Linked DNA regions of Homo sapiens: region 2 is linked to region 1. A link is a contact called in ENCODE Hi-C or POLR2A ChIA-PET data. All regions are on one chromosome and are shown on one strand. Each heading gives the region's core, a stretch centred on a gene start or an enhancer-like site at or near the end of the contact. The rest is flanking DNA. Distances are from core to core; before and after follow the strand shown. Region 1 holds the start of MRPL9 (mitochondrial ribosomal protein L9). Region 2 overlaps SNX27 (sorting nexin 27).

Region 1 (2,700 bases), core at 150-2,649:
TGGCTGGATTCTGGAAATACAAGTGCTCCTTGACTTAAAATAGGGTTATGTCCTGATAAACCCATCGTATGTTGAAAGTATCATAAGTTGAAAATGCATATAATACACCTACCAAACACCATAGCTTAGCCTAGCCTATCTTAAACATGCTCAGACAACTTATCCGACAGTTGGGTAAAATCATCTAACACAAAGCCTATTTTATAATAAAGTGTTGAATATTTCATGTAACTTATTGATGTCCTACTGAGTGCACATCACTTTCACACCATCACAAACTCAAAAATTGTAAATCCAAGTCAGGGACTATCTGTAATTTAAAGGTAGAACCCACAGGATTTCCTGATGGAGTATGAGAGAAAAGAGTTAGAATGGAAAGAATGGAGTTTCTGTCAACTGAGAGGAAAAAGGCTGCAGATGGGGCAGTTTTGGGGGCGAGGGGGGAATAAATAAATTAGTTTGGGACAGTTAACTTTGAGGTGTCCTTTGGATACGTAAGAGGAAAATGACGAATAAACAGTTGAATATTTGAGACGAGTTTGGGAGATGTCTAGGATGGAACTAGAAATTTGGGAGTCATTGGCTTATAAATGGTATTGTAAGCCACGAGACTGGATGAGATCAACAGTGAGTGTATACTGAGAAGAGTAAAGGTTCAAAAACGGAGTCCCGAGGGCATTCTAAGAAGCGGGGAGAAAAGGAGAAATCAGCAAACGAGACTGAAGAAGACCGGTGTCCAGGAGGCCAAGTAGTGTATTTAGGAGGAAGGAGGACTGGTCAGTATGTTTAAGGGCCAGTCTTTCCATAATCTCTGCCAAATGGACCTTCTTTCATCCAGTTTTTATGGTCTTCTGTCCAGTACTGAGACCCTCCCCAGAGGGAACTGTCGCGGCCTTACCATAGTTGCTTTTTTTTCTACGGTTTACATAGCTTGTGATTTAGAATTCTCCTTTATTAGCTTAAATACTGCAGTATAATGATTAAGGGTCAGGCTCCTCCTGGAGCTGGCAGAGTTTTCCAAGGGATCCCATCCTTTACCACTTTTAGGTAGATTTGAAGTAAGGAAAAGTGAGAGCATCATTCATTCTCCGGTCAGTATCCAGTCATCACAGAACGTTAGAATTAAAAGTTAGCCCAGCAACTGGAGCTACAGCAAAGCCCACACTTTCAAGAGGAAGAGCGTCTTTTCCGGCGTCAGTCCACCTAACACTCATTCCATTATCAGTCAGTAATTCTAGGCGTCCGTCACCTCTGCCAAAAAGCAAAAATAGGCAAGCCGCGGTGCCATCTGTTCCCCGGCCCGCTCCCCATACTTTCGCTCAGCCGTACCGGCGCGCCGCAGGCAGCACTGGCGGGGGCCTTTCCTGCCGCCGACGCCGGGGTCCTCCCTCAGGTCTCATTCTGTGCCTGTGAACATGGCGGCGCCCGTTGTCACGGCCCCGGGCAGAGCTCTGCTGCGGGCGGGCGCTGGACGGCTGCTTCGGGGAGGCGTCCAGGAGCTACTGCGGCCGCGACATGAAGGGAACGCCCCTGACCTGGCCTGCAACTTCAGCCTTTCTCAAAATCGGGTGAGGGCTGAGTCTGGGGTAGGGGGTAGATACGCTCGAGTATTGTTTCTGGAGGCGCACTGGGACCTGGAGGGGGCCGATGTGGGGGTGGCGGGCTTTCCTTGAGGGGCTGGCGGCCGTGGTGGAGGGAGAGGGTGTTCCTTGTGGAGACTAGCTTACCGTCGCTTTCCTGGCCGCCAGGGCACGGTCATCGTGGAGCGCTGGTGGAAGGTACCGCTGGCCGGGGAGGGCCGGAAGCCGCGCCTGCACCGGCGACATCGCGTCTATAAGCTGGTGGAGGACACGAAGCATCGGCCCAAAGAAAACCTGGAGCTCATCCTGACGCAGTCGGTGGAGAGTAAGGCCCGGGCCGAGGCGCTTCCTCTCAGGCTGGTCCGGTTTGGCATCAGCTTTTTCTAGCCCGTCCCCCTCAACTATTTGCCTTGCTTTTTCTTTGTGGAAACAATCCAACTCTATATGTGAGAAGAGGAAGCCATAAAAACTATTGTGATTGTGACACTGGCCTCCAGCATTGAAAATTAAAACATAAAGGCAGCAACATCATTAACAGTGTGTGGGGAGAGGAGCCTGACAATTTGTGCCACAGATACTGAAATCCTCCATGGGACGACAACTCCCTCTATACAGGGGATATTAAATTTATACATCAAGTTCTAAAGAAACTAATTAGCAGTCTCTTAAATCTTGTTCCTAGTGAATATGAATTAGCATTTCTTTTAGGAAAAATAAGCACTGTGAGAAACTAAGAGGTGCTTCTCTTTTTGACATCTTTTCTTTAGGGACTCCTAGATGGTTCTAATTCCCCTGTCTCTGTTCTAATTGACAGATGTTGGAGTCCGGGGTGACCTGGTCTCAGTGAAGAAATCTTTAGGCCGGAATCGACTCCTTCCTCAGGGACTGGCTGTATATGCATCCCCTGAAAACAAGAAGCTGTTTGAAGAGGAGAAATTGGTGAGCTCAAAGGAAGGACAGAGAGACTTGGGGAGATAAAACTTCTTTTCTCTTGCAGCTTCCTTCCCTTTGACATTTAACTTAACTTGAAAATGAAATAGGAACTAGAAGAACAGGAATGCAGAAGCCCAGCCAATGTCCAACATAGGAATAGTTTGATGCTATTTAACATGGGCTCATT
Region 2 (2,700 bases), core at 136-2,635, 110 kb after region 1:
TTTATAGAACAATCTGTGGACTTCCAGGTGGTAATTAACCTCCCATTAAATACAACCAGAAAACTGGACACAATGTAGGCAACAACTATTTTCAGACACTGGACAACAGGCAGCTAAGAACGGTGATCCCTGAGAAAAGGGAAGCAAACAAGATGATCCCTAACATAATCTCAGCTTTCTGCCTAGAGGTAACTCCTAAACTGCAGCTCAGGGAGGGGTACCCAAACAGAGTTTGGCAACTTCACTGAGTTGAATAAACAGAAACTGAAGTTCGAGGAGGCCAAAGCAGCTACAATTTGCAGGACTAATCATGCAAGAGGGAGCTAAAGCAAGACATAGCTCCAGAAATCTGTATTAAGTTCCCTTGAATTTTGACTGAATAACGATCTAAGGAAAGAACTATTATCAGCCGGGAGCAGTAAATAAACAATTCCCAGAGTTCACACAGGTTATGGAATCATTCAACTTCCCTCCAGCCAGAATAAAGAGACCTCCCTAAATCTGCATGGAATTTAGAAGGGAACTCAAAAAGACCATGCTTTAGGAATGGAGCTAAATTGGTTCTAGAGTAAAAGGTACTCTAAACTACTCAAAAAGAGCTTAAAAACAAAGCTAAAAAGGACCAAAGTAATCTTTAAGTAGCTTAACTGTATGCCAGGAGAAAAAAAAAAATTCCAACACTCTTTAAAGAAATGTAACAAAATCTAGCACCCAATCACACTGCATTCACAATATACAATATCCAATCAAAAATTACTAGACATATAAAAAAGCATGAAAATTTGACCTATGACCAGGATAAAAATTAGTCAGTAGAAACAGGCTCAGAAGTTACCAAGACAAAAGAATCAGTAGACAAGGACATTAAGCAGCTATCATATATTAAGAAGTGGGATTACGAAGTGTATTAAGAAGTGGGATCTTTAAGAGGTAATGGCAAAACTCTCGTGATTAATGTCATTATTGAGGCAGTGGGTTATTTATCTCAGGAGTTTGGGCCCCATTTGCTCTCTGTCTCACATGCACTTCCCCACCAGGGAATGCCTTCCTTCATGTTATAACACAACAGAAAGGCCTTCACCAGATGTGGCCCCTTGATATTAGACTTCTCAGGCTCTAGAACTGTAAGCCAAATCACTTTTCTTTATAAATGACCTACAATCTGTGTTATTCTATTAAAGCAGTGAAAACAGGCTAAGACAGGCAGTAAATCCTCTCATTCAGAGTGCACAGGCAAAGATCCACTTCTTCAGGGGAAGGAGTAAAAGTAAAATACTCTATACCCCTGGGGAGAGGCAGGAAACCATATTAGGCCCAGGTTCCTCCACTGTTACCAAGCAGAGGTCGGCTATAGCTGAGGGAGGGACAGGAAACGCTTTCCCAAGACTAACCACAGATACAAGGCCGAGTTTGGCTGCAATAAGAAGGAAGGGCAAAAGAATCAGGACACAGAGACACAGATTCTGCCTAAGACTAAGGGTGAACTACACAACATCTACCTCTACCATGAGTCTAGCCCAAGTAAAAAGCAAGAGTAGTCTACCAGTAGCAGAGGGGTAAGAATGTAAAGAGAGAACTTGTCTGTGGTACTGGTATGCACAGGTGGCTGAAAGCCTGAGGACAAAACACTGAAAAAAACCCTCCAGGGTCGGCCGGGCACGGTGGCTCACGCCTGTAATCCCAGCACTTTGGGAGTCCAAGACGGGTGGATCACGAGGTCAAAAGATCAAGACTATCCCAGCCAACATGCTGAAACTCCATCTCTACTAAAAATACAAAAATTAGCTTGGCGTGGTGGTGTGCGCCTGTAGTCCCAACTACTAGGGAGGATGAGGCAGGAGAATCACTTGAACCCAGGAGGTGGAGGTTGCAGTGAGCCAAGATCGCGCCACTGCACTCCAGCCTGGTGGCAGAGCAAGACTCCATCTCAAAAAAAAAAAAAAACAAAAAAAACTCTCCAGGCTGGGCACAGTGGCTCTTGTCTATAATCCCAGCACTTTGGGAGGCCAAGGCAGGAGGATCACTTGAGCCCAGGATTTTGAGACCAGCCTGAACAAAATAGTGGGACTCTGTCTCTACAAAAAGTAAAAAAAAAATTAGCCAGATGTGATGACGTGTGCTTGTGGTCCCAGCTACTTGGTAGGCTGAAGCAGGAGGAATGCTTAAGCCAGGAAGTCAAGGCTGCAAAGAGCCATTATTGTGCAACTGCACTCCAGTCTGAGTGATAGAAGGAGAGCTTGTCTCAAAAAACAAAAAATAAATAAATTTAAAAACCTTCAGAACCCCAGCCCTCACTCTAAGCACAAGGTAATAGCAACCCATTGCTAGAGAAACTTGAGGCCTATGGCACAGTAAAGGTAATGATAGCTATAACAAAATTCAAGCCCAGCTTAACTGACTACATTCCCTAACAGAAGAGTATTGCCCATTTCCAAGTTGAAACACTATTTACTTCAGTCATCTCTACTATTATTCCACACATGATGCTTGACATTGTTAAATATTACAGAACAAAAATGGAAAACAAACAAACAAACAACAACAACAAAAAAAAAGGCTGGGTGCGGTGGCTCACACCTGTAATCCCAGCATTTTGGGAGGCCAAGGCGGGTGATCACCTGAGATCAGGAGTTCAAGACCAGCCTGACCAACATGGAGAAACCCTGTCTCTACTAAAAATACAAAATTAGCCAGGCATGG

Evidence for each region. Hi-C counts contacts between places; a loop is a spot of excess contacts on that map. ChIA-PET counts read pairs that join two places held with the same protein, here RNA polymerase II (POLR2A). Pooled maps may share reads with other maps.
Region 2: a pooled map shows a loop between it and region 1 (2.0-fold over the local background). The contact joins the enhancer-like site here to the promoter of MRPL9 in region 1. A Hi-C loop is called at or near these places in 2 of 50 pooled maps. POLR2A ChIA-PET finds 5 or more read pairs at or near these places in 4 of 52 experiments (OCI-LY7, WTC11, activated CD4-positive, alpha-beta T cell and 1 more).

What each region holds. Positions count from the first base shown.
Region 1 is chr1:151,762,195-151,764,894 of GRCh38, reverse strand. MRPL9 (mitochondrial ribosomal protein L9) reads left to right here and starts at 1,399. Exons shown (of 7, transcript NM_031420.4): 1 at 1,399-1,568; 2 at 1,749-1,905; 3 at 2,395-2,519. The coding sequence starts at 1,416. It also overlaps a transcript of OAZ3 not described here. RefSeq lists an enhancer at 1,249-1,628.
Region 2 is chr1:151,653,081-151,655,780 of GRCh38, reverse strand. All of the region lies in intron 2 of SNX27 (sorting nexin 27), which reads right to left. Among named protein-coding and RNA genes, the nearest start is that of SNX27, 42 kb to the right of the region's middle. Within about 2 kb of position 1,385, at least 2 of the 41 ENCODE cell types and tissues checked have a DNase peak (open chromatin) inside an H3K27ac peak, as active enhancers do.